Regions from separate parts of the Homo sapiens genome. Here regions 2, 3, 4 and 5 are each linked to region 1. The links are chromatin loops, found by intact Hi-C in ENCODE. Cell type or tissue: MCF 10A. All regions are shown on one strand. Region 1 overlaps GABRE (gamma-aminobutyric acid type A receptor subunit epsilon). Region 2 has its middle 66 kb from the start of MAGEA10. Region 3 overlaps GABRA3 (gamma-aminobutyric acid type A receptor subunit alpha3). Region 4 has its middle 19 kb from the start of CNGA2. Region 5 has its middle 85 kb from the start of MAGEA4-AS1.

Region 1 (5,000 bases):
GCCGTAGATTTCAATCCCCTTCTCCCCTTTCAGGTTTCCCTTGAACAACCATCTTCCCTCACACCTTCTCCTCGCCCTGAGACTTGGCTAGGAGGGTCGTGCCCTGGATTTGTGGCTTTTTGGGGTGGAAGATGACTGCTTCGTTTTGTTGTTGTTGTTTTGAGATGGTTCCTGCTGTGTGTGAAGTGTCACAAATTTGCAAGCTTCCTGATCTGTGGAGCTTTCTCGAAGATTCCATGGCACTGGGCTTGTGTCTTGTTTGTCTGTTCTGGGGAGGGAGGGTGGCTTCTCTCCCTACCCCAGATTGCGTTAGCTCATCAGAGAAGGGGATGTGTAGCTGCTTGCTGGCTCACTGGTGCCCTGGAGTGGGGCTAGCCTCAGCAGGAGCTTGATAAATGTCTTTCTATGCGTGCTAGCAATTTCCAGTCATCCACATCCCTCAAAATGGGATGTGGACTAGTTGAGAAAGCTGACGTGGTGACTGGCTAGGGCAAAAGATGGCTCTGGGGTGGGGGAAATAAGAAGGGGTGGTCAGAGAGGAAAACAGCAGGGAAAAGGGACTGGGGAAATGGAAACTGCCCTTCAAGCATAGCAACCTGTGGTGTCAGGAAAGAGCTGAGGAGGTGACAATGGGGTGTACTGGGCCACACTGAACCAGAAGACCTCTCCCTGGTCCAGGCTTAGCCTCAAATTAGTTGTGTGACTTGGGGCACAGTCCTTCCTCTATCTGGGCCTCAGTTTGTCCATCTGTAGAATGAAAAAAAAGATCTGATTTAGAAAAAAATCCAACATCTTTTCTTATGCGCCCCTCCCCCCCCCACTTCTCACACCACCAACAGTCGACTGTTTGGGAGGGGGTAGTGCAGAGATTCAACTTCATGCTGGACCATTATGTCTAGAGACATGTGAATGTCTGAAAAACTGCCCTGGAAAATGCCACTATTCCAATGTGTGAGTGTTTTTCAAGTTTTTATTCTGTCTAGCCCCGAAAGTGAGCTTAATGGCTGGCTGGGGAAAGGTATGCATTGTCAGCAGCTCTTTAACCCCAAGGACCTCAAGATGAGGTTTTGTTTTGTTTGTTTATTGTTGTGTTTTTTTTTTTTAACTGGCAAAAGCCAATTTTAGGATTAAAGCCACCTTATGACCCTCTGATATCATTTTTATTGCAGACCTAGTCTAGGGGCAGGAGGGCTTTGGTGGTCTCAGTGCTTTCAGGTTTATTTGTTTGCCTCTGCACTTTTAAACTTGGGGCAGCGGGGAGGATCTCGTCCATGGATTTCAGACATCTGGGAGGGGCTGCTTCAGGCGTTTAGGTGGTCCTGTCTGGCAGTGCTCAGTCTACCACTGACTGCCAGTTCTGATTGTGCCACGTTTCCAGCCACATCACTCATTTTACAGGGTCTCAGGGCTCCATTTTTCCTCCTCTCTTCCCATAGTCACTGGCCCTTATCTTTTGAGATGGCTGGGAGTTTGGCCTCAGGGAAAGAGGACATCTTCTAGATATGGCATTTGAAAGTAGAAACTGTATTTTCCAAGCCCAGTTCTTCCCTCGCCCACAATGGGAAGTAGCCACTTCAGACATGAGAAATGGTGTGGATTTGGCACATCTGTATGCCACTTAAGCAATTCTAACAGCTTGAAATACTGCAGAAAAAATGCATTTTGCTTCTTAAGTTGGCAGTCCCTTGGTCCGCAATACAGGGGTCATGCCAACGTCTCTTGCCCTGTTTACCCCTTATTTTAGGAAACAAATTGCCTTATGGCTTAAAAAAATCCTTTTGGAAGTGTGACGTGCCAGTAGAAAAGCATAGACATCATGAGTGAACAGCTCAGTGGCTTTTCACAAGTAAACAGGCCCGTGTAACCAACACCTAGATCAGGAAATACAGCATTGCAACCCCCTCACCACACACACACACACACACACACACACACACACACACACACACACAGACACACACACACACACACACACACACACACACACGCATGCATCTCCAAAATGCCTGTCCCCGTACACTTTCCTCCCCAAAGGAAACCACTCTCCTGCCTTCCAGTATCACAGATTAATATGGGACGATGGCTTTTAAAAAGACTTTTAATTATAATTTTTTAAAGACATATAAAGGTAGGGGGAACAGTGCACCCCCATTGTTTGTGAACTCATGGCCACTCTTATTTTCTTTTACACCACCCACCCTCCAATTCCAACTTAGATTGTCTTGAAGCATATCTCAGACATCATATCATTTTATATGTAATTGTTTTAGTATGTATTTCTAGTCATTAATATTTCACAAACATAAGAAAATACCATAATTACACCAAAAATTAAAGAATAATTTATTCATGTCTCAACTGTCCACTCAGTGTTCAAATCTCTCCTATTGTGTCATAAATGATTTCTGTTTGTTTTTCAAGAGTTTGCTTTTAAATAAAATAAGATCCAGATATTAGCAAGTGGGGCATTTTGATTTTTAAAAACACTTTTTATGGAATTAGAACATGTATACAGAGAAGTGCTCAAATCATAAGTGTACAGCTGATGAGTTGTCAGAATATGACCACAGCGGTGTAAAGAAAGCCAAATCAAGGACCCGAATGTGAGCAGGACCTCAGAAGCCCCCTTTGTCACTGCCTCCCAGCAAAGGCAGCACTATCCGGACTTCTAACACCATCGGTGAGTTTCATACCTTGGCAGATGGCCTTTAACATTTTTGTTTAATTCAATTATTCTTACTAATCTTCTTCTTTTTCTTGGCTGTGGTGCATGGCTGTGGAGCTCAGGGTGGACTCCTGTTGGGCAGCCAGTTCCTGGATGGCTGTCTGTGGGTGGAGGACTCCTGCCTTTCCTGTTTAGACACCCACAAAGGCTGCTCTTTAGCCTCCTTCCCTTCATCCCCTTCCCCTGCCCCCAGTGCAACGAGTATTACACAACCAACAAAACCGCAAAATATTCCCACAATTTTCTGGTCCTCTCTGGGAGAGGCCGCTCTGGCTTTCGCAAGCATTCCTCTCAGCCCTGGCCCTCTGCCTGCTCCTCACTCCTGGTTGGTGCTGGTCAGGCTGACTAGAGGCCAAGGCTAGTCACAGTGGGCCAGCGCTCAGACATAAATGCCCTCTTCATTTCACGTGTAACATTCTTTTAAAATCTAGGTCTTGGTTTTGTTGATTTTTTCTTAAATAAAAGAGTGATCATAAAAGAGGGACAGCATAGAAAGTCCCCAAAGAGCAGCAAGGTTTAAAAGAAATTCACAAGCCTAATCTGTCACTGTCTTATAATTTGCTATTACCAGTCACAATTTAACTAGGTTTTGTGTTGAAAACTTGTTTTGGTTTGCTTCTGTCCCAAGAGGCACTAGCTGGGGCCCCTACAGAGTGCAGGGCAGAGCTTCATTTTTCGTTTGAATGTTCTAGGGTCGAGGGACCTCAGACTGAATCAAAGAATGAAGCCTCTTCCCGTGATGTTGTCTATGGCCCCCAGCCCCAGCCTCTGGAAAATCAGCTCCTCTCTGAGGAAACAAAGTCAACTGAGACTGAGACTGGGAGCAGAGTTGGCAAACTGCCAGAAGCCTCTCGCATCCTGAACACTATCCTGAGTAATTATGACCACAAACTGCGCCCTGGCATTGGAGGTGAGGAGCAGAACGACGTTCTTCCCCTCCTAGAGGGTCCAGGGGTTGAGGGCATAGGCATGGAGAATGCACCTGGGCAGTAACAGAGGGTGCCATGCTCATGGACAGGAACATCTGCTATTGACCTGTCAGGTAAGAGATATTAACTCTATTCTCAGCAGTGTCATTGACCTTGATCAAGACTTTTCCCTTCTCTCGCCCTCAGTTTTTCCAGTGGTAAAATGAGAGGACTAAACTAGATTGTTGATCTTCAAGATGTGTGTCCAATTCTTAACAGTCCGTGAGCTTGGTTTTGCCATGAAAGAATAAATAAAGAAATAGGATTAGATGCTGAAACTGTGTGGTCCAACACTTACTTGACTCCCCTTTCATCCCCTCTGACCACTTCCTCCCCCGTCCCATGCGCCTGTTTGACACTTACCCTCTGCTGCTTCTGCTTCCCTTATAGAGAAGCCCACTGTGGTCACTGTTGAGATCTCCGTCAACAGCCTTGGTCCTCTCTCTATCCTAGACATGGTGAGTACTAAGCTTTTTTAGTACTATTTCCTAGCCCAGGGGCTGACCTATGGGACCTTCCACAGACTTCTGCTTTCTGCTCTGTACTTCTGTAACAACTCCAATAATTTATTTTCTGGAGGGAGAAAGGGATTTTTTAACCACTGGTTTGAGAATGAGACTGGAAAAGGTAAGTCCCTTGCTACTTGAAGAGGATCTTCAGAATCATGACCATATCTTCCAGTTTTTTCATTCAAAATAGAAATAATAAAGCAATGTTAAACACCACAATGGACTGCCTCTTTTCTTCTGATAATTATTGTATGGACATAAGTCTAAAGTTACTAGCTCTTGCTCTAAGACTGTTCTATATTTTTGCTCTACTTCCTTCTTTCCTTTTCCACTCGTATCATCATAGTGTCAGCACTGCCCCCATTTGGCTTTCATCATCTCCCACCTAGAATACACCTACTCCACCTACTAAGTTGGCCTCCCAAGTGATGCACCTCCTGCAGTCCCAGCACTGCTTACTACATGCAGTTGAAGGCCCTCCATGGTTGTATTCCTCTTCACCCTTTTAGAGACCACGTGCTTTGGTCACACTAGAATATTGGTGTTCCCAGACCACCTTGTACCTCTGAGCTTTCATTCAAGTGATCTTCTATTTGGTATGCCATTGTTCCACTTTCTTACTTGTCAGCTGCCTTCTTTTTCAGTATCTAGCTCAGACAGCATCTCATTCATGGCATCTCCCCTGACCTCCACACCTGTTAATTGCTCCTTTCTTTCTCATACCACATTCTTCTCTTCGGCAGTTACATCTTTCCAGCTTATATCACAGGTGTTTACCTGATCTTGCCTACATCATTT
Region 2 (5,000 bases), 100 kb before region 1:
TAGAGAAGAGCTGAATAACCTGACAATCATGTTGGGCAATGCTAGTACCCAAGCCACTGCCAGGCTCTGGCAAAAGAGGGGAGTAAGATAGGAAGAATATATTCTCTAAATGCAGATGGCTGTAGAAAAAAAAGGAGGAAGCAAACTGGCCATCACAAAAGGGGATATGAAATGAATAGAGGGGTTTAGTAATTTCTTGAGTTAGTTTCAAGAACCCATGAAATGTACCACCTTAGATGCATTCCTTTGATATTATGCATGTGGTTGGTTCCTGCTTTTCCATGACAAGGACTGGTCTTTCTTTCTTTTTTTTTTTTTTAACTGAACTGAAAAACCTTTATGATAGAACTGACATTACATTTAAAAAAGTAAAACAACCCTCCAGTATCACAGTCTTCCTTTTGTTGCCCAGCTTCAATTGCGTCCAAAAATATCTGAGGCCCTGGAGGACTCACTTGTAGATAAACCTGAGTGTCCTACAATGGCATTCAATTCCTTTGTACATGAGTCATTTGGTTGCAGTTTTATTTAAAATCAGTTGGAAATGTTTAATCAAAGTATTCAAAAATTGGAAACCCAAAAAAACTGAAGCTTTTAGAAAACTGTAATTATTGAAAGCAAAGCATGAATATAGGCATTGAAATTTGTTCTTATAAAAGCATGGAATAAACAGAATAAATTAAAATTTGAAAGCTCAAAAATGTTTTAAATTTATATTTTAAGTTCAGGGGTACATATGCAGGTTTGTTCCATAGGTAAACTTGTCTCTTTGTTTTTGTACAGATTATTTCATCAATGAGGTATTAAGCCTAGTTACCATTAGTTATTTTTCCTGATTCTTTCTCTCTTCCCACTCTCCACCCTCTGATAGGCCCCAGTTGTGTGTAGTTCCTCACTATGTGTCCATGTGAAAGACTTGGAACCAGCCCAAATGTCCAACAATGATAGACTGGAATAAGAAAATGTGGCACATATACACCATGGAATACTATGCAGCCATAAAAAATGATGAGTTCATGTCCTTTGTAGGGACATGGATGAAATTGGAAATCATCATTCTCAGTAAACTATCGCAAGAACAAAAAACCAAACACCCCATATTCTCACTCATAGGTGGGAATTGAACAATGAGAACACATGGACACAGGAAGGGGAACATCACACTCTGGGGACTGTTGTGGGGTGGGGGGAGGAGGGAGGGATAGCTTTAGGAGATATACCTAATGCTAAATGACGAGTTAATGGGTGCAGCACACCAGCATGACACATGTATACATATGTAACAAACCTGCACGTTGTGCACATGTACCCTAAAACATAAAGTATAATAATAATAAAAAAAAACAAAAAAAAACAAAAAATTAAATCTTACATACAATTTGAGCTTTCCATAAGAAAGAATGAGATCATGTCCTTTGCAGGGCCATGGATGGAGCTGAAGGCCATTGTGCTTAGCAAACTAATGCAGGAACAGAAAACCAATACTGCATGTTTTCACTTATAAATGAAAGGACTGGTCTTTCTAAAGAGTTCTAGTCACTGCAGTCAGTAAAAAAGGCAGTTTGACATAATGGTTAAGATTTTTTCTCCCTGGAGTCAGACTGCCTGGGATCAAGTTTTAGTTCTGCTACTTGCCAACTGTTATCTTGGATAACTTCACTACAAAACTTCATCACAGCTTCTTTGTTTGTGAGGCAGGACAATGATAATAGTAGCACCTATATCCTAGGCCTATGAGAATGAGGAATACATGAGTGAATATGTGTAAAGTGCTCAGGAAAGGGTCTGGCCCATGGTAAGCACTCAATGACTGTTATCAGTGCCTGTTGCTGAGGACTAGGATGTAAGGGAAAGCAAGCTGGAGGGAGAGAACACATGCATGGGATAATGCCTGTGAATGAAACTGATAACTAGAAATTGGGCAATTTAAAATTATTTGTTGGGATGATTTCTCCCGAGCCTTTCTCTCTTCCGTGGTATGTGATATTTTCAAGAATATGATTTGCTTTTATTTTGGCCTAAGGCCACCTCAAGTGGTAAAATCCCTTCATGTCCTGCCCCAGCTTCTTTCCAATTCCACTCTGCTCTTAGGTCCACCAGCTCCAATATCATGCCAGCTAACTGCTACTGCCTTCTTTATCCTCATTGCCCCTTTTCCTCTCTTCTCTTGTTCAAACTGTCACTCTTCAAAAGTGTCTCCTCGCCCACTTGTGTCATTTGCCCTGGGCAATTCTACTGGCGAGGACCTTCTAGAAGAGGAGAGAAAACTCCTGCTGCACTTGGCAGGGTCTGCTATGCAGTGACTCATTGGAGTGGTTAAGGGATGTCCAGAAGCTGGTTCTCAGCTATTTTTCCAATTCAGACAATGTTACGGCCCTAGAGATGACTCATTCCATTGTTTATTTGCTTACTTCATGTAACATGCGCCTTGTTCTGCCAGGCCCTGTGAGGGCTACAGGTGTGGTTGTGTGCCTGTGTGTGAGAGAACATATGTGGACATGTGTATTCATGTGTACATGCACATGCACAAGTGTGCATGTAGGGGGCACAATGCAAATTCATCCCACTCAGAGATCAGGCTCTGGGAGACAGGCTGATTTGGCAGGTGCTAGATGCCTACTCCTCCATTTCCATTGAAAGGCATGGTAGCCTAAAAGTCATACACATACCCTCCTTTTCTGATAAGACCACTTGGGATCAGACATCAGTCCTGGGAGGGTAGCTACTTTGCCAATCCAAGTTCTCCCTTTGTAAGATTCCTTTCCAGCCTCCAACAAAGTCGATTATAACTAACCTTTCTCTACCAGATGATATAAATTTTGCTACCGTTCCAGTCTTTCTTCTTTTTTTTCATACAAGATGAACACTTTTCTTTTATCAGTTATCAAGATTACTTGCTGAGATTCAAGTAACAGCAGACTCCTTGGAGGGCATATGCTCACCAATCATCTCAGCAACATGGCACAAAGATGTAAGCTCCTCAAGCAAATAAGGCCTCTAGGGAATTTTAATGTCTAAATTAATATTTTCTGACCCTATCCTTAGATTCAGATTTTCTGCAGTCAAATCCTTATAACCAAGTTAGCAAAGCCAGTAAGAAGCAGGGGTGAAAAGGGGTGCTTAGAGATCATCTAGTTTAATCCCATTAGTGGACAAATGGGAAATAGAAGGTTCAGAGTAAGTAACTGACCCATTAAAAGTCATAGATGAAGTGAGTGACAGTGCCGGACTAGGACTGGATCTCCTTCCCCACACCCCACCCCCACCTCCTGGACTAAGGCTCTTCATACCTCTCTGTGCCCTACTCTGAAGATTATTTGGAGCTGCAGTCTTTACTTCTGGGCTTCTCCATTGAGTCCATGAGCTTTAAGACTCACCCAGGGCATAGGATAGGATTATGAAACTCAGTCAACCCATCTTTAAGGAGCCTCTGATGGGATTTAAATAAAGAAGAGGACCCTGGGTTTTAAGGCTTGGAAGCCATTCAGATGGATTGGCTGTACATGTGTGGCACTGGGGAAAGAGAAACCCATATCCCAAGGTAGAAATGGGATGGCAGACTGAAATAAAAAGGCAAGCTAGCCCTTCTGTTAGCTTTCTGAGCCCATAGACTTTCCCTGTGAACTGTTGAGTAATGAGCAGAGTTAGAGAATAGACTAGCAGATAACAGAAGTGTATTGCTAAGGCCGGGCATGGTGGCTTACACCTGTAATCCCAGCACTTTAGGAGGCTGAAGTGGGCAGATCACTTGAGGCCAGGACTTCGAGACCAGCCTGGCCAACATGATGAAACCCTGTCTCTACTAAAAATACAAAAATTAGCCAGGTGTGGTGGCACACACGTGTAATACCAGCTACTTGGGAGGCTGAGGCACAAGAATTGCTTGAACCCAGGAGGCAGAGGTTGCATACGTACCCTTCTATACTTCTATACCATACTTCTACACTTTCATGAAACAACACAACCACTCTATGTGTCTGTCTGATAAGAACAGAGTATCCTCTGTACAAAAGTAGACATTCTCATCCTTTCTTCAAAGTGAGGAGATGGAAAGACCCTAAAATTTTTGCATCTACTTCTGGGAAACAATCACATAATCTGGCTCTGAGATATATTAATTTCTCCACAAATTCAGTCACAGTGCTGAATATTCTTTTATAAAAAGATAAAATTGTAAAGTTAACCACCAAATAAACTTGTATTAAATAGTATGAGGAAATATAAGAGAAAGGAAAAAATATGAATAGCTATTATAATCCATGTTTCTGTACCTTGTCATGAGACCATAGTGGAATTTTTAACTTGCTCTTTGCCTTCACCTGTGACCTCAACTGGATGGAATTCTTTATCTGGTAGCATGACTCAAACCTTCATCCCTGAAAAATCTGAAGCTTAATGGTCCTACCTTTTTTTTTTGTTGTTGTTGTTACTATAATTTCCCATTAACTTTTATTTTGGTGGAAGTACAGTCATGCATTGCTTAATGATGGGGATACATTCTGAGAAATGCATCATTAGGCGATTTTATCATTGTGTAATCATCATAGAGTGTATTTAGACAAACCTAGATGGTAAAGCCTACCACGCACCTAGGCTACATAGTACAGCTTATTGCTCCTAGGCTCCACACCTGTACAGCATATTACTGTATTGAATACAATGCAGGCAATTGTAACAAAATGGTAAGTATTTGTGTATCTAAACACATCCAACCATAGAAAAGGGGTAGTAAAGATACAATATAACCTTATGGAACCACTGTCACATGCATGATCTATCATTGACTGAAATGTTGTTATGTGGTGCATAACTGTATTTAAAAAAGGCACAGGAGAATCTCCACTGTTCCAGATATAGTACTCTCTGCCTTCATTATGTAGCAGCAACCCAATTCCACTTGGTTATCAGGATCAATCATACCAGCCATTATAATAATCCTTCTTTACCTCATGGTTCAGTAGAATGAAGATCTCAAAATGATCAGGTCATTGTCTCACCTT
Region 3 (5,000 bases), 370 kb before region 1:
AAGCTTTGTAATTTGATGTGATCCCATTTGTCCATTTTTGCTTTGGTTGCCTGTGCTTGTAGGGTATTGCTCAAGAAATTTTTGCCCAGACTGATGTCCTGGAGATGTTCCCCAAAGTTTTCTTGTAGTAGTCTTATAGTGTGAAGTCTTGGATTTCAGTCTTTTAATCCATTTTGATGTGATTTTTGTATATTGCAAGAGATAGGGGTCTAGTTTCAGTCTTCTGCATATGGATATCCAGTTTTCCCAGCACCGTTTATTGAAAAGACTGTCTTTTTTTCCAGTGTATGTTCTTGATATTCAGCAAATAGTTTTCCCTTTCCCCATAGGATGAGGGTAGAAGTAGACTATGTACAATTTAAGGATCTGTCTAACCCTGTTTTTCTGTGAACTTAAATTTCTCTGGGCTAGAAGTGAGGTAAGTTCTCAGTAACATTTCCCTTCTTTATTTTGATGCCTGTTTAATCATGCAACACAATTTGATGAACCAACTGTATGCCGGGAAATGTTCTCAGTGACATTCTGTCCAGAATTTCTACTTGTGTCTCTTTACTGCTGGGTTGGGGCCAGGATATATGCCTGGCAAAGCTCATACCAATGCTAGAGTAAGAGTTCGAGTATTAACCACACTGTCTGCCTCCTACACAAGCAATCATTGTGACAAATATGTAGTGATTGCTATTTTGGATAAGATATAGGTCTATGTAATTGGCCCAGTCTATTAATTGAAATCTTGAATTACGATATCTAGTCATGTATTTTTTTTCCTATTAAGAACTATTATTTTTTTTCTTTTCCTTGCATTGCCTCAGGCTGTCTCCTAAGCATGCCCCAGATATTCCTGATGACAGCACTGACAACATCACTATCTTCACCAGAATCTTGGATCGTCTTCTGGACGGCTATGACAACCGGCTGCGACCTGGGCTTGGAGGTCAGTCCTTTTAAGATCTTTGAAGTCCTTTTCAGATCTTCTTCTTGGCCATTGTTATCTAAAAACAGTTATAAGGTGCCTTCAGTAGTCTATTGGCCAATGAGATTAGTGTAAAGCTGAATTTCTTCCCTATGAGCACTAAAAATTAGTCATAATCCTTCATTTCAGTAGGTGATTTCTCTGGTCTGGCTTCAGAAGATTCTAGGTTTTTGCTAGGTGCATATGGAGTAATACACAGATGTTCCATGACTCACAATGGTTTGACGTATGATTTTTGTCTTTATGATGGGTTTATGGGACATAGCCCAATGGATTTAGACTTACTATATTTCCAACTTATGATGGGTTTATTGGGATGGGGTCTTGTAAGTTGAGGAGCATCTCTCCCTCAAGGTTAGACAATGCCCATTTCTAGTAACAGAATACCAATACCTGCCTGGGTGACTGGTGTGGTCCAGGAAAAGCTGAGAAACATGCCTTTGTTTTCAAAACCCTGAGCATATATCAGCCTGACACTCCAAAAAGGAATAATCTACTGGCTATGTGAGATCTTAGTTGGCCATCAGTTTAGTATAATCAGCAATATGATCACAATAAGGTAAATATATTATAATATATCACGGGTTATTATAAATTCACAAAATGTAATCTAATGCTCTTTTGTAATCTGTAGTCCATATTCAAATTTTTCCAATTATCCCCAAAATGTACTTTATAGAAATTTTCATTGATTTAGGATTCAATCTAGGATTATGCATTACATTTATTGTTGTGTCTGTTTAGCCTACACTCAGCATTTCTTTGTCTTTCATGACATTGATTAAATCTTCCATATTTATTTTCAAAGTAACACCATAGGAGTTAATTATGTCTTTATCAGCACATTGCTCAAGAAGGGACTTGAAGTCTGTTTGCTCCATTACTGGTAATGTTAATGTAGATGTTTACCAGGTTGCTGCACTCTAAAATTACTATTTTAAAAGTTTATAATTAATACGTAATTTGTGGAGAGATGTTCTGACACTATTTTATGCCTTTTCCAGCTTACACCCAATAGTCTTAACAACTATAGATTATCCCTGTGAGACTAATAACAATTATGGTGGCAAAATGGTGATTTTCTAAAGCGATTATTATTCTACACTTACTAAATGACATTCTATTGTAAGAAAAAATCTCTTTCTCTTTAATTAATTAGCTAATGTCAGTATGAATGGATTTTTGCTTTATTCGGTGGATTACAGTCCATTAATATCATTCATTTCAATAGACTATTTTGATTAAAATTTTTGCTAATAATTTCCCATATTCCCTAAGTGGAAGCCTATTCCATTTGGCTTCTGTTTCCTTTTGATATGCTCTCATTTTTTGAGTACTTTCTTATTATATGGCATGACAGTATATTCCAGACTTATTTTGTACTTTCATAATCCAGCCTTGGAATTAGTCATTTTTCCAAGAATAAGTGGTACCTTTTTTGGGAAATTACATTTAGAATCAAATTTCTGGCTGCTAGGTGTCCTCATTACTGCTAGGATCTCATTGCTTCCAGGATTTTTCAGTAGATAGAACTGGGAAAATAGCAAATGCACACACACTCACACATATACACACACAGATGTATTGTATATATGTATATGTATGTGTGTGTGCATGTATGGCAATAAGTTTACACTGATACTACTAATTGCAGTCCAACAAGTACTTTTAATTGATACATGTACCCATTTGTTTAATCCTACAATATACAAAAATATTTTGAAATTACTACACCCATAGTACTACAATAAACACATTAAGTAAAGTTAAATATATATTTGCAGTTTTTTCATTGTGTTTTGATTTTGGACTAAGGCTATGTAACGCCTGCTTTTATATAAATAATGGATTAGAGTAGAGCGGTATTGAAGGAGGAGAGACCAGTCACAAATTAATTGCAATTTTCTAGGATGAAAATAATGACTGTGTGAATGGAGAGAATTTGGTGACTGCTTAGATTATGGGGTTAGAAAAAGAGGAGGAGAAAGGGATAACTTCTAGGTTCCTGGCTTGTATCACTGGGTGGTGCTATTTTCTAAAATAGGGAAGACTGGAGGGAGAATGGTGCAATTGCGTTTTGTTTTTTTTTTTTTTGGATTTGAGGTTGGAACAATTAATATGGAAAGAAGAGAAAGAAAATAAGGACCAGATTTACTCTCCCATCTTAAACAACCACAAAGAAATGAACAAATATATAGTGTTTTATAGAAATCAAACAAAGGCAGCACAGGATATTGATTCCTGAAAGAAAGAAAACAAACAAGGTGAGCTCTGTGATTGCTGATCCTTAACTGCCTGGAGCAAATTTTTAGGCTACAGTGCAGGGAGGGGAGCCCAGATAGCGTCTGGTGGACTGTTTCAGTTGAGAAGAAGTTGAGAAATTGGGGAGGCCAAGGTTATTAATTCATAAGGCAGAGGAGAAGATAGAGCTGCATGGAGACTAAAAAGTTGTGGAGAGAAAGACAGAGAGAGAGAAAGCAGAAATCTGTAGAGGGTGCTTCACAAGTTTTCAAGTATGTACTCCTTACCTCACAACTCAAGGATGTACTCCTTACCTCACAGCTCAAGGATGAGGAAAAGACCACTGGAAACAGTGGGTAAAACATCAGGGTTTGGAATAACTTGTGTTTTCACCAACCAGAGTTTCCATCACTCTACTTGGTGGAAACACTTTTAACACCTGGTACATGGGGTAGGGTACTTAGAATATGGCCTCAGTGGCATGGCAAAATTATCCCAAGACTAAAGGCTGCTCTAGTCCCACATGACAAAGGTTAAAATCAAGCTTCAAAGAATTTAACTATTTCTAAGTAACACATTATCTCGGAACAAAAATCAAAAATATTTATAGCAGTAAAAAAATCTGATATCTGACAAAGTGGAATTCACGATGATTCCAGTCAAAAGTTTCCAGTCAAAAAATTTGAGAAAATTTTCTGGAAAAAAGTTTCCAGTCAAAAATTACCAAGCATGCAAGGAAACAAGAAACTACAACCCAAAAAGGACAGAAACGCTAATAAGCCTAAGGATATAGCAATAATAATTAGCAAAAACAAGACATGGAGAGAAAGAAAGACTGAAAAATGAAATGGAAATCAGTGCACTGTGGTACAGCTTCATGTAGTCTAATGTAACTGTAATGGGATTATCTGAAGGGGGCAGAAAATATACTTGAAGAAAAACTGGTCAAAAGATTCTGACTTTTTGGGCAAATGACATTAATAGACATTTCTCAAAAGAATATATATAAATGGTTAAGAAACATGTGAAAAACTGCTCAACATCACTAATCATCAGGGAAATGCAAATTAAAACCACAGTGAGATACTACATTCCTCCTGCAAGAATGGCCATTATTAAAAAGTCAATAGGGCCGGGCGTGGTGGCTCACGCCTATAATCCCAAAACTTTGAGAGGCTGAGGTGGGCGGATCACGAGGTCAGGAGTTCGAGACCAGCCTGGCTAATATGATGAAGCCCCGTCTCTACTAAAAATACAAAAATTAGCCAGGCGTGGTGAGGTGTGCCTGTAGTCCCAGCTACTTGGGAGGCTGAGGCAGGAGAATTGCTTGAATCCGGGAGACGGAGGTTGCAGTGACCTGAGATCACGCCACTGCATTCCAGCCTGGGCAACAGAGTGAGACTCCATCTAAAATAAAATAGAATAAAATAAAATAAAGTAAAATAAAACAAAATAAAGTCAGGCTGGGCATGGTGGCTCATGCCTGTAATCCCAGCACTTTTGGAGGCCGAGGCAGGTAGATCACAAGGTCAAGAGATCGAGACCATCCTGGATAACATTGTGAAACCCCGTCTCTACGAAAAATACAAAAAAATTAGCGGGGGGTAGTGGTGTGTGCCTGTAGTCCCAGCTAGTTGGGAGGCTGAGGCAGGAGAATGGCTTGAATCCGGGAGGCAGAGATGGTAGTGAGCCAAGATCACGCCACTGCACTCCAGCCTGGCAACAGAGCAAGACTCAAAAAAAAAAAAAAAAAAAGTCAATAGATGTTGTTATGGATATGGTGAAA
Region 4 (5,000 bases), 220 kb after region 1:
GAAGGGTGGGCTAGAAGCCTGAAACATAGGGAGGAGACAGACTGAGAAGGAAAGGGAAGAGAAGGGGCTTGGAGGATAAGCTGGAGCAAGAACTGTGAGAAGGGAAGAGGGATGATGAGAGGTGAGGCAGAAGCAGGGACTAGGCTGCTGGAAAAGACAGAGCCATAGGGAGGAGAGAGGCAGGCAGCAGGAAAAGATGGCTGAGCCATCCTGAAAGACAGAGAAGAGGAGGATGGGAGGATTCGGGAGGACAGAGAAAAAAGTGCCTGGGGAGGGGACAAAGAATGACATGGGGGAAGGAAAAAGCGAGCTTTAGAGGGGGAGATAAAGCAGGGAGGAGAAAAGGGGAAGCAAAAGGGGGAGAGGAGGGAAGAGTGGTCTCAGAGGCAAAAGGAGGAACAGAAGAAAGGGCGAGGAGGAGGGAAAGCAGATGAGAGAGCCACAGAGGGAGAAAGAAGCAAGGAAGGAGGAGGGGCAGGAGGAAGAGGAGCAAGAGAGCAAAGAGAGGAGAGAGAAGCACAAAAAGAAAGGAGTTGGAAGGGGAGCAAAGAAAGGTAAAGGCAAGGAGTGCCACTGCAGATGGCATCTGTGACCCAATTGTGAGGGGTGACCAAATCCAAGCCTGGGAAGACCCATTTCAAAAGGAACATGACAATGGCCTGCCGCTTGTCTCTCAAGAGTCCTTGTGGCATTTCCCCAGCAGAGGGGAGCCAGCTCATGACCTGCCAAGACCCCTTCCACTCCACCAGTGACCCTTTCATGCCCCCTCCGAGTGAGCCCTGCCACCCAGCAAAGCTGAACACCAAGCTCTGCATGTTGGCCTGGCATGAGAGTCAGCTAAGCTTTTCCACCTGTCATCACTCTGCCGCCATAAGTTGCCAGGATAGGGTCCCAGATATCTCCCTCACTCTCTTCTTTTCTTCTTCTCTTCCTCCCTTATTTCCTCCCCTCCTTTCTTCTTTCCTCTTTCCCTTCTTCTTGCCTTCCTTCTCTCCCTCTCTCCTTCCTTTCTTATTCCTTTCTCCATTCAGAGCTGGCCACAGCCTTACCTCACCTCCACGCCCCTCAATCCCACAATGGGGGAGGCGGAGGTCTCGGCCCAGCCCTAGGTCTAGGTTGAATCCCCAGAGCGGAAGCCAGGTAGAACCCAGGAGTGTGTATGGCAGTAATCTCAAAGCTGGCCACTCAGTACAGTCACCACCCCTTTGAGTAGCAGAGAAAAGCTGCTTCCAACTCCAAGCTGTGGCTTTGTAGGGCCAGTAATTCAAAGTACTAGTGATTTACTAGTGGCCCTGATCTAGTGATGGTCACTGGTTATGAAAACTACTCTTAAAATAATGGGCAGATATTAACCACTAAATAAGATTTTCATGCCATTCGAAAACGATTCAATACATGACAAGATTTGAAAATAGAAAAATCAAGTTTTAGCCAGCTCCATCTCAAAATCCTCAAATGTCACCAATCAGGACTTACTCCATCTGGCTATGATGTTATCTCCGCAATTGGGTAAACAACCCACCAGAAACCTGGGTTTCCGGCCCACAGTGGCTCAGTCTGGGGATGCTATCACTTTGAGGTTCAGGAGCAACTTTGGGTTGGCATGACCACAGCAGCCGGTGTTTTGAACCGCACACTCCACTCCTTTCTGCACACAGTACCTGAAACTGTTCCATAACAGGTACAGTTAGCTCTCGGCACGTTTACGCACAGTCACTGCCTCGCCTGCCTTGTCTTTGAGCCAAGGAAAACTGTTTTCTGTTCCACATGGTCAGAGCAGAAAAGGAAGAACAAGACCGTGCCTGTAAAATGAGATGCTGGCAGAGTTCCTGTTTCTCAGATTCTTTACTCCCCCACCTAGCCCTCAGTCCACATCTGCACAAAACTGGTCTATTCTCTGAAACGTCTGCTATGCTATGGACACACCGGACACAACATTGTTTCCTAAAGGGCTGTATTTTTATTTCATAGGCATAATAGAAAACAGCAAGCACCTGAAAAAAATCAAGAAATACACTGGTTTTCCCATTCTTTTAAAAATATTTGTTGGCATCTACTCTGGGTCAGGCACTGGACAGAGACAATGCAATCAAGCAACAAGAGGTGACTTGATTGAATGGGGCTGGGGAGATCTCTAGAGACCCCCCAGATCAGGGTGGCTTTAGAAAAGAAGTCTGTTTCACCTTGAAACCTGAGGGACCCAGTGCTTACAAAAGAGAGAGAAAAGGGGAGAGACATGAGCTAAGGCTTCCGGGCCTGGCCTGAGGAAGCAATGCTCCTGGGCCACTGGTAGTACACCCAAATTGTTGCACTGGTTTTGAGGCGGGGCTTCAACTCAGCCTCTCTAAGCACATTGCATATCCAAGTGCTCAGCAATTAAATCGATCCACAGAGGTGACTCACAGGCAGCCAGCCAGCACAGTCACGGAGCCCTGTCTGCATTACCAATTTGCCTGCTCAAGTTGCTGCCTTGTTAATGTTATTTACCAAGCCCGATGCCCTGAATACCTGTCCCTAGCCCCTGCTGGAGCCCTCCAGCCATTGTCCCTGTTCGCCTGTCACATCTTGTCACTACCTCCCTGAATTCAACAGGTTTGGGCAGCCTGTCTGCAGACCTGCCTCCTCACTCTTGTATCTCCAGGAGCCAGGAAGGTGGCCTAGCAGTCCCAGCCTTACCCTCTCTCAGAACAGGTCCCAGAGGTGAATGGCCTACAGCTCAACCCTCCTCCCTTTCTTTGGGCAAGAGATGGAATGGGTTGCCGACAAAAACCCTGCAGGGTGGCACCGTGTAGTTGGCAAATGTGGCCATTGAGAGGAGAGGGTGAGGGCAAAGGCTCCAAGGGGGATGTGGAGATGAGGAGATCTGAGGCAGGCGCTGAAGAGCTTCCTCCTGCCATGCCCTGTGCCTGCAGCTGCCCTGCTCAAATTCTTTCTTCGCCAGAGGGTCTTGGGGCGCTCCCACTCCTGGAGTACAGGTCGTGCAAAAAAGCTCCCGCTACGTGGAGATTGAGCAAGGGCTTGGCAAGCCCAACGGTGCGCTCGAATCGCGGTGCAAGAGCGTCCCCACCATTCTTTACGGCCGGAGGTGGAACAGCAGCAGGGCGAGCTGTCTGGAGCCCGAGGCAGCCTTAGCTTGGTCAGCCAGGCGCTGTCCAGACCTGGCCCAGGCTGCTGCCCCACCCAGGCCTCTTGCCCAGCCCACTTCAGTCGGCCTTCCAAGACTCGGATCCCGAAAGCTGTGCCCCCTCCAGCACCAGGCAAACAAGCTATATCTTGGTGGAGCAGATTCCACCTTCACAGAGCCAGAGTGCAACAGAATGCCAGAACAGAAGGGTCTCCAGAGACCTTACCCGTTATATAGATAACAAAACAGAGGCTACGGGTTCAAGGAAGTGCCTTGTCCACAGGCAACCCTGGGAACTCCTGATTATTATCTCACCACTGTTCCCATCCAGCTTCAGTCCTGAGCCCCTGTGACCATCCACCTTGCCTTTCTAGACCAACAAAGAGAGTGGGTCTATGCCCCAGGGACTCAGACCCTCAAGAGCCAGAGACCCACGCCTACGGTTCCCTAGGATGCCTACACCTCCAGCTGGCCTCTGATTCCACCACTCCAGGAAGAAGTTGGAGGCACTTGGATATGGCACAAACCCAGGTTATGAAACCCAGTTGGCACTTAAATGACCTAACAACAAATTGCCCAATTTAATTTGCTTACCCGATTCAATAAAGGAGAAACAAGAAACCCAATCTAATTAAAAACATTGATCCGTAGAAACTGGCAACTCCAAAGTCCTGGCTGGAAGTTTGAGCTTAGACAAACTTGAATGATGCAAGTGTACAAGCTGAGGTAAGACGAATCTATCCTCTGACTCCCCAGGAGGGCTGCAAACGGCCTGCGAACTTCCTTTCTTAAAATAAGTGGGAAACTGAACCCAAAAGGGAAAGAAATTTGTTCAGTTCACCACTGAGATCACTTTAACTCCAGGATCTGTAGAGCCCAGGAGAGAGTTAGGTTCATGCTCCACTGAACCCCCTCCTGGCCACAGACTGAGGCCATTGGTCTTGCTCTTCAACACTCTTGCTCACTTGGCTTGTGGGACCTGGCATCTCATCCTGCTTGCCCATCGAGCTCCTCTGCATCTTTCAAGACCCTGGGCAAATATCACGTTCCAGGGACAAATCTGTCCAAAGAAGACAAGACAGAAGCTTGCTGAGGCCCCCTTAGCACTGCCCAGTTTGAGTCATGTGAATATGCAGTTAGGCTGGCAGTGCTGGGAAAGAGCAGGGTCTTCCTCAAGCCTAGGGAAGCCAAGGAAAGAGGCTCTATTGGATACTGTCCTCTTCCCCAGCTACCCTACTGTGCTATGTTCCAGATTTCCAGGAATAGAATAGTCCAAGTCCCCAGAAAATGGGAGTGGAACAGGACCAAGCTTAGGTTACAGGGCTCCCAGGCCAGTGTTCCTACGGGCCCTCTCTAAGCGTGGCCTTGGTCCCAGCCACAGCATTGAGTCCCTTTTGGACCTGGGCTTAGCAAACATTTTATCTAGAAAGGCATCTTCATCACCCTCCCCGTCAGGCTAACTGTAACTGGCTTGGTTTCAGGTCCTAAATCAGGGCTAGATTGTCCTTCCAGGGAAATGTCTGCCTCAGAGAGAAGCAAAATCACTTAGTTCTTGGCAGCTCAGTCTCTGCCAGGGGGAAGTTGACCTGCCACTGAACCCACAGCCAGTATGGCACACCACTCCTCCTGCTGGGGCCAGCTGGTACCCCATGCCTGCCTACCCCAGCTCCCTGTTCAACTGGGGAGCTCTACCTCAGCAGAGCTCCCTGGGGACCAAGTCCACACCCACTCTCCTCCTCCACACACATACCCTCTTGCAAGTAGCTTTGGCTATAGGAGGGTAGCATGAATCTCACACAGCCCCATCCTCCAGGAGCAAGGAAGGGGGAAAGCCACAAATACAGATGATAGCTGAGTCACACTTGTTTATAGGGGA
Region 5 (5,000 bases), 150 kb after region 1:
ATAATTCATTTCATCCTCACAATAATCTTTTGAAGTGTGGAGTTACTGTCTTTATCCTACAGATGAAGGAACTGAGGCAAAGAGAGGTTAAATAACTTGTCCAAGGTCACATGACTGGTAAATGGCAGTCAGGATTCCAAACCGCGTAGCCTCTACTTCAACTCTCTCGCCTGCCTCATTCCACAAGCACCTGCCCTCTGGGTAGATCTGCGATGGATCCCCTATAGGAAACATCTTATTCACTGCCTATTAAGAGACTCAAGACTCCAAAGAGATGTGGTCTGACCAGAGACAGTGGAGTGGGTAAGAATGTCCTGGCTCAGAGCCAGCGTGTTTCTATTTTCCCACTTGCTATTATTACTGCTGCCTTAGCTCAATCAGCAGCAGCAGCAAAAACAACCTAGCACTTCCTTGGAACCCCAATCCTGCTTTCTCCATTTGAACACCCTGAGAGTCCTATGGGAAGAGGCAGGGCACGTGCTGTGGGCCTGGAAGGAAGGAGGAGGCGACACAATAATGTTGCCAGAGGCCAGGGAAGGAGGCAAGGGGAGGAGAGTATTAATGAACCCAGGGAATCATGACCAAGGGCAGAGGAGGATGAGGTCCCACAGGCAGAGAAGGGGAGAGGTCATGAGGTGCAAGCCTTTTAGCAGAGCCCAGACTGAGGGGCAGAGAGTGAGGGCAAACAAGCTTCGGTGAGATCGAAATGACACCTCAAAGCAGCCCTTGTGGGAACAGTGAGCTGCCTTGATTGTTGACAATGAATGGTGACTTCCAGACTGTCATCCGACATAGAGACACGGTAGGCACCTGAAGCAGGGTCCACTGCAGCAGGCTCTAAGCCCTGTGCTTCACGGGCCGCTGTATTCTTACCCTTTTGCTGTGCCACAGACCCTTAGCTGAAAGATGAAGCCCACAGATTCCTTCTGACAATAATACTTGAAATGCATAAAAATACACAAGGTTATAAAGGAAACAAATTATATCCAAATATCAAACAAAACTTGTATGAGATGCTAATATAAATTTTTTGTATTAATGCATGAAATCAAATCTAGTGGTGACTGTAACTACTACTATAATTTCAAACTACTGTCCACTATAAGGGCTGTCTGGAGATAGCTACAATAATAATGTGATATGAAAATCCCTCTGATTTCTCTCAGTGGCAAAGCCTCACGTACTACTAATGCTACTGTGGTTCATTGCCTACATTCAAAATTGAATGAAATTAGAAATTTCAATTAGAAGTTGATGAAAATAGAAATTCATTTTTTTCCTCCCAAGATCACAGGGGTCCTGTTTGATGGGCAATGGGAATTCATTGGTCTTGGGACAAGATGATTAGAGAGCTAGTCCCAGGTTTCCTACTCATCATGTGTCTTGAAAGTGTTATCTGACTCTTGATGGCCAGCTCACAAAATAACTCTGTTCTTCCTTCTCTCGAGCATTCATGAGAAGGTGGGCCTGCTGAGTTATCTGCCCCGGTTCTGGAGACCAGGTAGGGGGAAGTTCAATCCCAAGTCCAGGTCCAAATCCAACAATCTTCCAGCTCCTATACAGGTCCTCATGCTCACAGGACCATCCTTGGATATGGAAGGGGGTTGCTCCTATCTTTGTCAACTGGTTCCAGAGGCCACGACTGAAAAGGAATTCAGACAAAGGTCACAATTCTGCCTTGTTGGAGTAAGCCAGCCCCACCCTAGTGGAGCCCTGTGAAGCAAGCACACACATCTGGTTGGATATAGCATGGAATGTTCATTACAAAATCAGTTATGCTTTTACAGTAAGCCCCAGGGAGTTTGGCAGACAAAGCAAATGACATAAAATGAGATCGAGCGTGAGAGTGAGCGAGCCAGGGAGAGCAAGCGGAAAAGAGAGAGAGAGAGAGAGAGAGAGAGAATGAATCTTAGAGAATTAAATTTGAAAGAGGCCTTAGAGGCCCTGTAGCCCAGCTCCTTTGTCTCTGTTGGAGATGCCAAGGCCCAGAGAAGGGACATGCCCTAGTGGGACCCCTGAGTAGCTCAGTGCTGAGTCACTGGCTAATTTCTTGCTCTTTGCCCTTGGCAACTCATGTCTATTTGACCAGAGATGAACCAATTGGCTTGGAAGATGCTTCTGGAAGCACTATTCAAATTAGCCAACAGCTCCTCCATGCTGCTGTATTTGTCATAACAAACACAAGAATAAATAATGCAGCCTTGAGGAGGGGCAGCCAGAAATGTCTGTACGGATGCCAGAAGCAGCCAGGGATCCCCTTTGGGGCATGCTGGGGCCCTCAGGAGGGTCCCAGGTGCTGGATTTGGCTATGACCACAGGGCATAAAGTGTGAGTGCAGCTGAGGCTTTTCTGCGTGTATAATTTCCTTCTCTGATTTCCCAAGGAGTTAATGAAAAGATTATAATCATCATCATTTTCAGCAGCACCATTGTTTTGCACTTTCATTACTTAGGTGGGTTTTAGCCCTACATAGGTTGATGGCCCTCAGTCCTTACTTGCACCCAGGACCAAATGGACCACTGGGCCAGTGCAGGACTCTGAACTCCAGCTCAGATTTCAGGCCCAGCTCTTCCTCTTTCCAGGTGAATGGGATGACTTGAGTGAATTCCCAACCTTCCTGAATCTCAGTCCCCAACTTGCAGAATAGAGAACTTAACCTCTAGCTTGTGATCTGATGGGACAACAGGTTCTGATTGCTGCTCACCATTCTCCCTCTTTGTGTGGGGATTACACAGATAGCTCCTATTGAAAAGCCTGCTCCCTGGGGGTCATACCGTTTTCTTGTTTGCAAGAAGGAGCACTTGACAGAGGCACCAGCACACTCAAAAGCGAAATCTGAGAAGAATGTAATTTTCTACTTTTTCTTCTTGCACAAAAGGGAAAATGATTTACTGCATCGCTCCCCAGAGCTTGATGTCAGCTGGCTGTAGCCACTGCTACATTAGGGAGTGACAAATCTGAAGCTTGCCATCAGAGTTTATGAACAATTTATGAGGGCAAAATATGCATCAAGCTCTGATCTTTCAGGCTAGGGAGGTAAGGCAGGGGAAAGGCCAGAGGTCACCTAGCCAGCCTCCTGCCTCTGACCACACACATTTCAGCTTTACACTAAGGTCAAATGACCAGCAGCTATAAACATGATGCAGGAAGAATGTCTTGCTGGGCACTGCAATTCATAAACCTACCTCCATCCAGAGGTAGAGGTTGGAAAAGAAAGAGCACAGGCCCTGGAATCAGACAGACCTAAGTTCCCCTCCCAGTGCTGCCACTTAAGATCTACGCAACTTTGCATCATTCTCTTTCCTTCTGTGAACAGAAGTTTCTCCAGTGACCTTCAAGTTGGTCTGTAGCCTTGACCTTTATCTTATTTCCTGTCCTCCAGGTATCTACTAGAGACTCCTGTGTGCCCCACCTCTGAACTCTGAATCTTTTCCTGAGTCCTGCTCCTCTTCCTTTGCATGCACATCCATCAACCTACCTACATTCATTGTCATAGACTCTGCCTTCCCCCGTCACTCTGGATGAACTGTCCCTTCTCTGATCTTAGAGCAGCCGCTCCAATTGTGCCCTTGATCCTATGCTTTTTTACCTACTCAAGGACATCACTATAGTGGTTTTCTCCTCTATCTGCATCATGCCACTTTCCCTCTCTACTAGATCATCTCCATCCACATGCAAACATGGCTTCTATCTACCATCTTCAAAAGATCCAAACCTTGATCCTGTCTCCTCCAGCTACCAATTTTCTTAACCCCAAAGTGAGCCAAACACCTACAAAGAGTTGTGTTCCTTTCTGGCTCCTCTTCTGTATTTCAAGTTGTTTCCCTATTCTTGTCAGCTTCTGATCCACTATTTCACTGAAATGGTTCTTAACTAGGCATAAATGGGTTCAATCGGCAAAAGCCCACATCTTCCTGAAGCTTATGATCACTTCTGTCCTCATCACTCTAGACCTTCCAGCAGCATTTGACATGGTAATCACTCCTTTATTCTTAAAATATTCTCTTCTCTGGGCAAGACCTAGAATTACTCTCACCCAGTTTTCAACCGATTTGTAGCTTCTTCTCTTTTACTGGAGCTTCTTCTTCTTCTTGATGTCTGTCCGAATGTCAAAGTGCCCTAGGGCTCCATCCTTGACCTTCTCCATGTCATCTATACTCCCTCCCTAGGAGATCACTTGATTTGCAATATTGTTTGGGCAATGATAACTTCCAGATTTATCTCTCCATCATGATCTCTCCCCTAAATATTGGACTCATGTATCAAAATACCTACTTGTCATCTCCACGTGTGTGATAGATATCTCAGACTTCACATATAACAAACACAATTCTTGATTAGCCACCTTCTGCCATCACTAAGTTTGCTCCTCCCTCAGTTTCTCCCCAAAGGGCACCACCATTTACTCATTTGCTTTGGCTTCCCTCAAAATTATGAGTCAAACTTGATTCCTCTCTTTCGATCAATCACTTCCAATAGCCTACAAATTGACAAATGCTGTGAGCAATATCTTCAATATGTAGCATTCAACCACTACCCACCACCTCTACTGCCACCACTGCGTTCCAAGCCACCACTATCTCCACCCCTGATTATTGCAATATAGTCTCATCTAGTCCAATCTGACTACTGGCTCCACTACTCACTCCACTGAACTTGAACATTACCAGTGACCTCCACATTACTAAATCCGTTGGTCACTTCTCTGTCATCTTGCTTGACCTTTTAGGAACATTGGGAAGAGGAATCCACAAGCTTGTCTGGTTTCTTTTATATCTCTCTGTGTATTTATTATCAGCCTCCTCAGTTGGCCCCTCCTTCTCTACTGTACTTCAACCTCTATCTCTGGTTAAAACATCAGCTCTGAGCTTCAGACCTATATAACCAATTGTCTACTAGCTATTTTCTCTTAAATGTACCAGAAAATGCCTCAATGTCCAAAACTGAACTCTCGATCTTCTTCCCAGGGCTTTTTGACCCCCAGTGGCCCCCGTCCACTA

The links. A loop is a pair of places that touch in the nucleus more often than their neighbours do. Peaks named below come from ENCODE experiments on the same cell type or tissue, not always from the same donor. Only the 100,000 strongest peaks of a DNase experiment are listed, where the experiment ranks them.
Region 2: a loop joins it to region 1, with 5 times the contacts of the local background. A loop is called at or near these places in 4 of 110 quality-filtered maps.
Region 3: a loop joins it to region 1, with 7 times the contacts of the local background. A loop is called at or near these places in 2 of 110 quality-filtered maps.
Region 4: it touches region 1 in a loop (5-fold over the local background); 5 of 110 quality-filtered maps call a loop at or near these places.
Region 5: a loop joins it to region 1, with 10 times the contacts of the local background. A loop is called at or near these places in 3 of 110 quality-filtered maps.

The regions. Positions count from the first base shown.
Region 1 is chrX:151,968,820-151,973,819 of GRCh38, reverse strand. It overlaps GABRE (gamma-aminobutyric acid type A receptor subunit epsilon), which reads left to right. Exons shown (of 9, transcript NM_004961.4): 2 at 3,418-3,635; 3 at 4,084-4,151. Among named protein-coding and RNA genes, the nearest start is that of GABRE, 3.4 kb to the left of the region's middle. In MCF 10A, no CTCF peak of the experiment used is centred here; a DNase peak (open chromatin) is centred at 2,959.
Region 2 is chrX:152,069,794-152,074,793 of GRCh38, reverse strand. No RefSeq gene overlaps it. Among named protein-coding and RNA genes, the nearest start is that of MAGEA10, 66 kb to the left of the region's middle. In MCF 10A, no CTCF peak of the experiment used is centred here; a DNase peak (open chromatin) is centred at 2,333.
Region 3 is chrX:152,341,515-152,346,514 of GRCh38, reverse strand. GABRA3 (gamma-aminobutyric acid type A receptor subunit alpha3) reads left to right here. Exons shown (of 10, transcript NM_000808.4): 3 at 813-934. Among named protein-coding and RNA genes, the nearest start is that of MIR105-1, 48 kb to the left of the region's middle. In MCF 10A, a CTCF peak has its summit at 3,010; no DNase peak of the experiment used is centred here.
Region 4 is chrX:151,751,625-151,756,624 of GRCh38, reverse strand. No RefSeq gene overlaps it. Among named protein-coding and RNA genes, the nearest start is that of CNGA2, 19 kb to the right of the region's middle. In MCF 10A, a CTCF peak has its summit at 3,056; DNase peaks (open chromatin) are centred at 1,774, 2,364 and 3,044.
Region 5 is chrX:151,823,139-151,828,138 of GRCh38, reverse strand. No RefSeq gene overlaps it. Among named protein-coding and RNA genes, the nearest start is that of MAGEA4-AS1, 85 kb to the left of the region's middle. RefSeq lists an enhancer at 2,448-2,994. In MCF 10A, a CTCF peak has its summit at 2,133; DNase peaks (open chromatin) are centred at 1,788 and 2,058.